2 separate regions of the Mus musculus genome follow, and region 2 is linked to region 1. A link is a loop called in an ENCODE intact Hi-C map of the cell type or tissue named here. Cell type or tissue: left cerebral cortex. All regions are shown on one strand. Links, peaks and the distances in the headings refer to the core of each region. The heading gives the core; the rest is flanking DNA. Region 1 has its middle 13 kb from the start of AI467606. Region 2 holds the start of Taok2 (TAO kinase 2).

Region 1 (5,375 bases), core at 171-5,170:
CTGGCGGTCCCAGGAGCTCCCTCTGCCTCTCAGAGCCCACTTCTCCCCCTTGGCCACAAGGAGAGGATACATTCAGCTCTTGGCCACAAAGACCCTATGTCCTACCTGGTGTCGCTTAGTGGGGAGGTGTGAAGGCAAACACTAAGCCCACTGCACAGTCCAGAGCCCAATAGACTGAGGCCTGCTTTATTCATGGCCCTGCCCTTGGAGGGTGGTGCATCAGGAAGTGAAGATGTACTTGGCAGAGATCCTGGACAGAGCCGGCCAATATTCTGAACCAAGGGGGCCATTCTCATGGACACAGCCTGAATGTGTCACATGGGATAGTACCCATTGTCTCTCACCCATTCCTGGTCCCCATTCTTCCTGCAGGGGCAGCATGGATGCTCTTAGCAAAGTGGACTAACTCCAGAGACCTTTGGTCTTTAAAAGCCCCAACTCCTTACTTTTGAAGAAGGAAAACGGAGTCCCTGCAGAACTGGGCACTGCTGGGTACCAGTGCAGGAAATGTGAGCCCGGAGGAGGAGGGGTGAGGGGAGGCACGGGAGCTCTGGTAACCAGAAAGTCCTAAATCTGGGATTTCGGGTGGTATCAGGGGCAGCAGTGAGAATTAAGCTTTAGGAGACCCAAACTCATGTGCTGGAATCTAAAATTAGGGGGTGAGTCCGGAGCAGACAGAGGGGAGTGGACTGCACTGAGGGGGAGCATGAATCCCACACATGTCTCTTCCACAGGATTGCTGTTACTGCTTTTAGATGTAAGGTCTCATTAGCTCACATAGTCTCTGCTGGCCTGGACCTCACTGTGTAGCCAAGGCTGTCTTTGAGCTACTAGTCCCTAAACCTTCACATCCCAAGTGCTGGGAAACCAGCAGAAGCCACTATGCCTGGCGAGTGTTGCAATTATTTCTTAAGGACTCTGTCAGGCTGAATTTTAAGGTCAATTTTGAACTCAGAAATGGATAGACCCTTCCAGGATTCTCTGAACTCTGTGAACTGGGAAGGGATTCTATTACTGGAGGAAAGCAAGTAAGACTCCAGGCAAGCCAAAGTAGCACTTGCTCTCCTCATAGCAGAGAGGGAGGTGCCGGGTTTCCAGGCAGAGGCAACTGCATGGGCAGAGGCCCAGAGGAAGGTAATGGCTTGCATTGTGTGCTGAATTGGTTGACGCTGGGCCCTGGAAAACAAGATGACTAGGGGATAGGCTGGCTCCAGACCACAAAATGGTAGGTCAGAGGATTTGGACTGGGTCCCAAGAACAATCGGATTCAAGCTAGAAAATAAGCCAACGCAGATTCGGTCCCCTGAAGAAGGATGCAGGCGGAGAAAAGCCGGGTGGCTGCAGGGAGGTGAAGGGATGCTGCCTGGGGAGGCTTGGATGAGGGTCTTGCCAGTGAAGCAGGCACCAGTGTGGGTAGAGCAGTGGTCCTCAACCTTCCAACTGCTGTGACCCTTTAATGCAGTTCCCTGTGTTGTGGTGATCCCCAATATAAAATTATTCTTGTCGCTACTTCATAACTGTAATTTTATTATCGTTAGGAATCTATGCAGGATATCTGATGTGGGACCCCTGTGAAAGGGGTCCTTGTGGGTTATTCAAACCCCAAAGGTGTCATAACCCACAGGCTGAGAACTGCTAGAGTAGAGGCTAGACTCTTTTGGAGGTCTCAGGGGGCAGAGAGAAGACATGGCAGAAGAGGAGTGTCCCCTTTCACTGGGTGGTGGGTTTCCTGTTCAGCCTGGGGCTACGGTTAGAGCACTTCTCAAGGCTGCCCCATGCCCAGTGCGAAACCCATTTGACAACTGGCCGAATTGACTGGATGAGTGAAGGTGACTACTGCCATCCTCTGTGACATCATCAGTGCACCTGGAGGATGAGAAGGGTCCCATCCCTCAGTTAATGATGGGGGAGGGGCGAGGTATCAACATCTCCGTGTTACCCACAAGGAAACTGGCTTACGGAGCCAAGAGCATCGCTGGAGGTTACATATCAACACGGTGGTGGGGCAGCATTCGGAGGCGTTCTTCACTCCTTCCGTGGATGTCTGGCACTACTCAAAACAGACAGGGAGACTTGTCCTTATGGCGATGTGTCTGGGTCCGGGGTTGGGGCGGAGTCCAGAAGAACAATGGAAAAGCAGTTCAGGAAAATTCATAAAAATGGCCTTATGACCACCAGAGGGCAATGTAACCCCATGGCTTGATTTCCACCCTCTTGGGGATTCAAAAAGACAATAGGCCAGGTGGCCAGGAATACAAAGTGCAGCAGCTGTTCCGGAAGACAGGGCTAGAGCTGCTGGAGCTGTTTGTTTGTGTTCACAGCACTCACCAGGCAGAGCCGGAGGATTGCCAGTTCGAGGCCAGTCAGGTCTATATAGTTAAGCCTGGACTGCAGACTGGAACCCTCTTTCAGAGGAGAAGAAAGCCAGGGCTGGGCCTAGTGCCTCAAGTCTATAATCCTAGTACCTGAGAAACTGAGGCAGGAGAATCACATTTTGGAGGCCAAAACGGGCTGCATAGACCTTGTCTCAAAAAAGTAAGAACAAAACAAAGAGACTTCACTCAGGAAGGAGTAGAAAGCTAGGGGAATCCTTCCACCGACTTGCCAGCCCAGTCTTGTCATCAGATATTCACCCCAATGTCGAAGGTAACCTAGTGCTGTGCTAAGCCCAGCTTGGGTGGCAACCTCATTCACACACAGGCCCATCTGCTCTCCTACTCACCTACCTACACTGCCATCTAGTGAACCCTGTCCCACCGTTCAACCTAGTCACCAACAGAAGCTAAGTTAGGCCAGAGCAGGGAGGTGTTCCTTCAAGGACAGCAAGAGCTCAAACTGAAGCTGAGAGAGATTGCTTCCATGCCCAGGAGTCCCGTGCCAAGGCCACGGAAGGGAGGAGGCATTTAAAGCCATCAGGACCTCTTAGCAAGCCAGAACATTTCTGGAAACCATCTTGCGTTTAAAAAAAGATCTCTCTGTTGTGTTGATGGAGCAGACACACATTATTTATCACTTGCTCTGGAAGGAGGTAAACATCTCCAACTGCTGCTGCATCCCCTGGCTTTGTTCCTGTGGTGTCCCGAGTGATCGATCATTGTAGACAGCTCCCAATATTTCAGCTCTGAAGCCTTGGGTAACTCAGTTCTGTGAGGCCAGATTCTGAACTACAGAAAAATCTCATCACTGGATCATTGGTAAATTTGCACCCACCCCTGCGCATAGCAGGCTTCTTCTGATGGTGAGGGCAGTCTTTAACATGTTCCAGTCGGTGGAAACTGGCAGAGCCCTTAAAGGAACCATCGGGTGAGGGGATCATCCTGATGTAGCTCTAGTGTGGTGGGCCCTGGGCAGCCTCTTTCTCTAGTGCTTCAGTTAAAAGATTCAGGAGTCCTACAGAGCAGCCCCAGACCCAGCATGGTAGAGTTTCAAGAGGCTGAGGCCAAAGGATCAATGCTGGCCTGGATTATAGAAAGAGCCAGTCCTAAGAAAACAAGAGCTGGAATGTAGCTCAGTGGCAGAGTACATCCCGAGGGACATACACACATACGATGTACATACATACGTACATACACACACACAGTGGACATACAGATGTGTATACACATGGTGAACATACATATGGGCAGACAAAACATCCGTACACATAGAATATAATAATTAAAAACAAAGCAATCAACAACAACAGCAAAAACCCCAGTGTTTTGCTTTGTGGGTATGTATATAAACCTTGCATGCCTGGTGCCTGTGGAGGTCAGAGGTCAGATGCCCTGGAGCTGAAACTACAGACTGTGGTAAGGAACCATGTGGGTGCTGGGAACTGAACCCAGGTCCTCTGGAAGAGCACCCAATGCTCCTAACTTGGGAGCCATTGCTCCAGCCCCTCAAGCTGGATCCTTGACTATAACACGGAAATGGATTTCATGGCAAGCCAGAATGAAGTTATGTTATCAGATTTATTAAGATAAGGGTAAGGGAAAGTTTGATGGTGCATATCTTTAGCCCCTGCACTCAGGAGACAGAGGCAGGGGGAATCTGTTAGTGTGAGGCAAGCCGGGACTACATAGTAAGACCTTGTCTCAAAAAAAAAGATAAGAAATATTATGCATTCTGTGTTTAAATCTGAGCTTTGAGAGGAAGAGGGAGAGAACAGAGAGACAACAACTCAGAGACAAAGAGACTGAGAGATTTAAAGGAGAACACTATACACTTAAGTCTTGAGACCCAGAGAGCTTTTCACTTTGGTGTCTTTACAGATAGGGTTTTGTGATTTTTTTTTCCAAGTTATAATTATTCAAAGGTTGTCATTTCAAAAAAGAATCACAACTTCCCACCATATGTGTTCCAGGGTTAAATGCAGATTATCAGGCTTGGTGGCGGTGCCCTTAGCAGTGGAATGATTTTATGTCTCTAGCTTGGTTTTTTGTTTGTTTGTTCTGTGTTATTTTGAGACAAAGTCTCACTGTATAGCCCTGGCTGACCCGAAACCCACTACGTAGAGCAAGCCTGCCTCAGACTCAGAGTGACTTGCTTGGTTCTGCCTCTCGAGTGCAGGAATTAAAGGCATGCCCCACCACCACTGTGCCACCCGGCTGGCTTGTTGCTTTTAGCAACCTCACTGGAAACCTCTGTAGGAAGACAGATGTCACCGCTGTGGCTAGTTTTACCCCAGACTCAGGGCCTCTATTCCCTCCTAGTCCCTGTAATTTTCATCTTTCTGTTTTTGCTTCATTGTATACAATGCTGATGATTGAATTAAGCTCTGCACACATCGATTTACATGGTTACTGATTTCTTCTGTCTGACTCCAATTTTTCACCCTTTAGCCACAGCTCCCATCTCTCCCTAACCCCAAGCTGAGAAGCTGAGATGTCCTCTCTCCTCCCTTCTGCCTCTGTGAGCCAGGTTGTTTCTGCTGGAAATCAGTCTCTAGAAATGAGGTCGTGGCTGCAGCCTCTCTGCCTAGGTGCTTGATGCTTTGCAAATATTGACCCCTTATCAAATGCTGCTTGCAAATATTTTCTCCCAACTCTATATTGTCTCTTCATTCTGCCTCCTTATGCCTGCTAATCTTATATTGCTTGTCAGATAAACACCAGACCTACACAGGATTCTTATGATAATGATATCTTTATGATAAGGAGTGGACATCCTGTCTCCAGTTAGTCATGCCTGTTACTGGGACAAGCAAGGTCTTCCTGAGTAGTTTACCTCCTTTCATGACCTCTGAGTGTTCTAATCTGGCAGGAGCTGCCCTGGCTTTGTGTCAGTCCTGGCACTGGCTTGGTTAATCCTGCAGGTGGCTCTTTCCCTGGCCTTGAGTAGCTTGCTTTCATGTACACACACACACACACACACACACACTTGATTCCTTGCCG
Region 2 (5,375 bases), core at 190-5,189, 220 kb after region 1:
GGTACTTACTGGGGATTGGATTAAAGTAAATACTGGGGACTTTTCCTTGTTGACGTAAAAGAATTTTTTTGTTTTGTTTTTCGAGACAGTTTCTCTATGTATCCCTGGCTGTTCTGGAACTTACTTTGCAGACCAAGCTGGCCTAGAACTCAGAGATCCTCCTGCCTTTGCCTCCTAAGTGCTGGGATGAAAGGCACATGCCACCACTCCATGGGGGCTTTTCTTTCTTATTGGGTGTGCTCATGCCATGGCCCGTGCATGGGGGTCCCAGAGCAGTTGTGCTCTCTTCCTCAACCCTTGCATGGGTTCAGGGGATAGAACACAGGTTACCAGCCTTTTCTCAGCAAGCACATACTTAGTCATTTTGCTCCTGTCCAATTTTGTGGCACTGTGGGTTGAATGTAGAGCCTCGCCTACACTAGGCAGGCAAGCACTCTACCACTGAACAGGCTCCCCAGCCTTGTTTTGTCACGTCTCACTATAGAGCCCTAGCTGGCTTCAAATTCAGAGATCTGCCTGCCTCTACCTCTCAAGTTGCTGGGATGAAAAGCCTGGGCCCCCTGGCCTGGAACTCAAAATCTTTGGATGTCACCCTCTCTAGTTTCCTGATGATTAGCGTCTTGTTACCCTTGTTGACCTTAGTTTGAAATACAAGTTGGCATAGGTCACTTAAAACTGTGGCCGTGTTGGTGGATTTGCTTTGGAAAATATTTGTGGTTTTTTGTTCTTTGTTTGTTTGTGTGTCTGTTTGTTTTTTGTTTTTGATACTGGAACTCCATTAGGTTACATACCCTGCAGAACTGGTATCCTCCTGCCTCAGCCTCAGCTTGCTGAGTGCTGGAATTGTAAGCATTAATCTAGCACTATATACTCTTTAGACACACTGTGAACACAACTGTGCTACTTTGTCATTTGTTTTCTTCCATGAACTTAAATTGATGTTCTGTGTATGAAATGCTTAATGCGTTTTGGCAAGTTATACAATCCTACTGGACCTCAATTTTCCAGTAGGGATTTGACCCATTGGGTTTTCCGAACTTTGGCACATCGTTCTCGCACTTGGGAGCTCAGGTTTAGTTTAGATACTTGTGAACATAATAATGGTCCGGTTTCCCGCCTTTCCGGCGCCCAGCTGCCAGCAGCCTTGCTTTACTCCTTTCAGCCTTTACCCTGCACGCAGGCGCAGACCACAGCTTTCCTTCCTAGAGCACCCCCTCAGAGCTTCCCCTAGCAACAGGCTCAGTCGCAGCGCGAAAGCGTGGCGGGCGCATGCGCCACAGCTCTCTCCACCAGCAGTCCTTGGACCGCGCGCTTGGGCTCCACCCCAAGCAAGCCAAGCCTTTCTCCTCTCCTCTTCCCACCAAGGATCCGCGTGGCGGGGCGCGCGCGCACTTGGGCTCGAAGGCAGCTTGTCGTCTGGGCCGCGGCGGCTACTGGCGAGGGGCGGGGCTATTTCCTTTGGGGCCCCACCCCTTTGGCCCGGCGTGCATACCGCGCCTGCGCGCTCCCGCCCGGTCTCCATCTTGGAATTGGGAGGAAGAGAGAGAGGGAGAGAGAGGGAGGCCGGGACGAGAGCAGGGCTGTGGTGCGGTGAGAAGCTGAGACGAAAAGGAAAGGGAGTGAGGCACAGGGACCATCAGCAGCGCCTCCGCTACAGTCCTTCAGCTGTTCCGGAGAGAGAGGACGGGAAAGGGAGTAGGCCAGGGCTGGAGTAGGGGCTGTCACTCTCGGACCCCAGCCTTAGAGGGGCCGTGCAGCCGGGCGTCCTCGGGGTGGGCCCCTTGTCGTGGCCGAAGACCTGGGGCTCAGGCCCCTGGGTCCCAAATTTTGGGGCTTGGTCCCTTGTTTCTCAGATACCCAGGTATCAAACCCTCGTATATCAGATATCTGGGACCCAAAGTCCCAACCTTTACAAACCTGGGTCTCTGTTTTATAGAATTTAAAATACCTGGGATTCAGGACCCTGTGTGCACCAATATCCGGGGTTCATCCTCCAAGCGATCAGATATCGGACTCATTTTTAGCCCTTGCAAATATACGGGGCTCAGACCCCACAATCGGAAATCCGGGATTCAGCAACTGTCGCCCTCGAGTTGGGGGAGGACTGGACCGCGAGGTCAGATCAGGTTGTCACCCCCTCCCCTCCAGGGGAGGCTTCCCGGGCCCGCCCCTCAGGAAGGGCGAAAGCTGAGGAAGAGGTGGCGAGGGGGAAGGTCTCCTTGCCCCTCTCCCTGCTTGTCAGAGCAACTGGAGTACCCCAGGCGGAAGCGGAGGCGCTGGGGCACCATAGTGACCCCTACCAGGTGAGAGACATGGGTGTATGGGCATGAGCCCCTCTGGTCAGCTCCATGCCGAGAAGCTGGGGCTGGGTAGGCCCTCTCCTCAGGATAGGGATTCCTGTTGGGCCCATGGTCAGTCTCTGGCCAGCCCAGTCTGCTTCTGTTGCTACCTCTTCTCCCTTTCTCTTGCCTTCATTGTGTCTGGTTGAAGGGGTACTCTCAGGTGACAGGGCCTGTCTTGTCACCAAGGGTCACGCCCTAGGATGCTTAGCCAATCAAATGGCTTTCCACCTTTCTAGTCTTTATTAATTTTGCCCTCACAACCACCTCTTCATGATTTTATTATACTCTTTTTTTTTTTTTTTCCCCAAGACTGCTCTAGGGTGTTGATTCCCATGTAGGTGGACTGGCTTATTTATTTATTTAGATTGAGACAGCCTTTCTGTAGCCCTGGGTGGTCGATCTGGCCCTGGAGTCCAGTCTTTAACCTCTTTACAGTTTTGACTACAGGTGCAAGCCACCACACTGGGAACTTATATTTTTTTCTGGCTTGGTTTAGTTGGAGTTTTTGTCCTTGCAAAGGTGTGTGTGTGTGTGTGTGTGTGTGTGAGGGGGTAATATTTCCTCCAGCCCTGTCTCTTGCTGAGATGGTGTAAATAATCTCATATATTTGTCAAGTGACCTATCCTTTACAGAGCGCTTTTGCATACATTTTTTTCCATACTACATACTCCTACTCAACCTGTGGGAACTCTTATTATTGTCTTCCCATTTTACAGTTGAAAACATTGATGCTCAGCAAAGTTGTTCAAGGTCACTGAGTGACAGATTCAGGATTTTAACTCAAGTCTTGTCCCTGACTGGATACCCACTTCTTCTGAGCCTGGGCTTGATGAGGGACCCGCGGGGGAATGTATCAGGGTGAGGTTTAGAAATTGGGGGTGTAATGATCTTCCTCTCCAGAAGGAGCTTTTCCTGAGAGGAAGCTCTGCTTTGTGCTCTTCCTCATGGGTGTTTTTCTAACGTGACCTTCATTTTTACTCTGATCCCACACTTTGGCCCGTGTTCCAGAGATAGTTCTCTCTTCTAAAAAGTGATGGCTTTAGCCTTTTCTTAGCTGTTGAGTTAGAATGAGCCCCTCTCTGTGCCCCCTCGCTCCCAGGAGTAAAGCCTCTGGCAACTCTGGAATCAGAGAAGGAAAAGCCATTTGTTTGGTGTCTACAAAGTGCTCTGAGTATGAGTGAGATCTCCTGTAGCGGGATTTTGTAATCTCCTACCAAAGGACTGGTAAGCCACTTACCTGAAGCGCTTGCTGTAGGTTGCAGATGGGAGCACTGGTCAGTCAGTTTACCTGAAGCTCTTGCTGTAGGTTGCAGATGGGAGCACTGGTCAGTCAGTTTACCTGAAGCGCTTGCTGTAGGTTGCAGATGGGCGCACTGGTCAGTCAGTTTACCTGAAGCGCTTGCTGTAGGTTGCAGATGGGAGCACTGGTCAGTCAGTTTACCTGAAGCGCTTGCTGTAGGTTGCAGATGGGCGCACTGGTCAGTCAGTTTAGGGATTCTTTTGCAACGTGGGCTTTCGAAGGTGATTATGATTTAGCCCAGGCCACGGTGATTGCCCAAATGTTATTGTAAGGAAGGGGACCTGTACGATGTTTTTACAGTGGCTGCCACTCTTCATGGGGCCTGAGGTTCTGGGTTGGCAGTCTTAGGCTTGTTTCTGGTTAAGAAGTCATGAGGGTTCCCTTGGCAAGTTGTGATGCCCTGCCTTTTGTGTGGGTGTGTGGTGAGGGGTGGTTGCCACTATGCTCCAAGAGAAGAGGGCCTGCCTTGAGCAGACTAAGCAGCTGAGAGCAGCCAGTCCGTCAGTTGTGAGCCTTTCCCACCCTAAGGGCCTACAAAGAGTCTAGCTCCTTTTCCACCCGCCAGCTTCCAGTTGAGCTAAGGAGACAAAATTAACAGCATGGACAGGAAACAATGTGCCACAGAATATAATTATATGCTGAAATTGTTAGGTACTTTTAAGTAGCTAGAACTCTGCCTCAGGAGTCCAACTCTGCTGAGGGCTTTGTGTCCAAAATTCCCATTAGTCCTTTAAAAAGCCTATCCTAGAGTGTGCGTTCTGGTCCTGGTACCCTGTGGCAACTTTGCTTTGGAGTTTGTTTTTGAGTTTGCTTTGGAACGCCCACCCCTCAAGGGCTGGAATGATCTGGGAGGTTCTCCTAAAACAGGGAGGCTGGGCTTAGTTGCCTCCTAACAGAATTCTGTCCTGAACCTGAAAGGGAAAGGTCCTGTTCTGTGACCTTGGGAAAGGCCTTTTTCTTCTCTCTACCTCAGTAACTCTGGAAAATGGTGATCTTGATCAGACCTTGCTAGTTTCATATAATTGTTCTGGATGCCTGGTGGTAGCAAATCATTTGCCTTTTCAGAACCTGTTTTCGTGTCTGTAAGGGATGCATGTGACCATAGTGTTTATCCATGAGGTTGTGGAGCCCGCTGAGAGGTGATGCTTGCCGAGATGCTTAACACCCATGCTCAGAGAATGTTATTTGTGACCCACAACATCCTATTCCCATGTATGCTGCTTATGCAGTTGGACTGGACAAGAGAGGCAGCCCAGAACACAGCGGTCCCCAATGTCAGGTGCCAGTCCCTACTGTTCCTAGTCTGGATGTTCTCCCTGCCACAGGGTCCCTACGTTTTTTGAAAATGAGTCTCCTTGGTCCCTTCAGGCCAGTACCAACTTGTAACAATGGCCGGATTTCCACCACATCCGGCCTGTTTCCTGTTCTCATCCAGTGTTTGAGAGCTTGAAGGAGGAGGTAGCCTCAGCACCAAGGGGTACAGGAAGGTCCCTGGAAATCACTGGACTATGAGAACTTGTGGGGCAGGACATGTTGGGATTTGAAGCTCTGGCTGAGACACAAATCTTTATGCTTGAGGGAAATGGCAGTGTATAGGGAGCTGAGAAATTAGTGAGGGCTGATTAGGGGATGCTTGGCTTCCCAGAATTGTCTTTGTGGCAATTTTAGGGATTCCAGAGACCACCAGCCATCCCCACTACCATCACCCCCATCTGGTTGCCAGGGCAACTTTT

The links. Peaks named below come from ENCODE experiments on the same cell type or tissue, not always from the same donor. Only the 100,000 strongest peaks of a DNase experiment are listed, where the experiment ranks them.
Region 2: a loop joins it to region 1, with 2.7 times the contacts of the local background. A loop is called at or near these places in 1 of 42 quality-filtered maps.

The regions. Positions count from the first base shown.
Region 1 is chr7:127,101,557-127,106,931 of GRCm38, reverse strand. No RefSeq gene overlaps it. Among named protein-coding and RNA genes, the nearest start is that of AI467606, 13 kb to the right of the region's middle. In left cerebral cortex, for the core only: a CTCF peak has its summit at 2,176 (motif pointing right); a DNase peak (open chromatin) is centred at 2,177; H3K4me3 peaks cover 346 bases.
Region 2 is chr7:126,880,834-126,886,208 of GRCm38, reverse strand. It overlaps Taok2 (TAO kinase 2), which reads left to right and starts at 1,242. Exons shown (of 16, transcript NM_001163775.2): 1 at 1,242-2,303. In left cerebral cortex, for the core only: CTCF peaks have their summits at 1,315 and 3,198; DNase peaks (open chromatin) are centred at 1,358, 2,104 and 4,111; H3K4me3 peaks cover 4,103 bases; H3K27ac peaks cover 3,070 bases.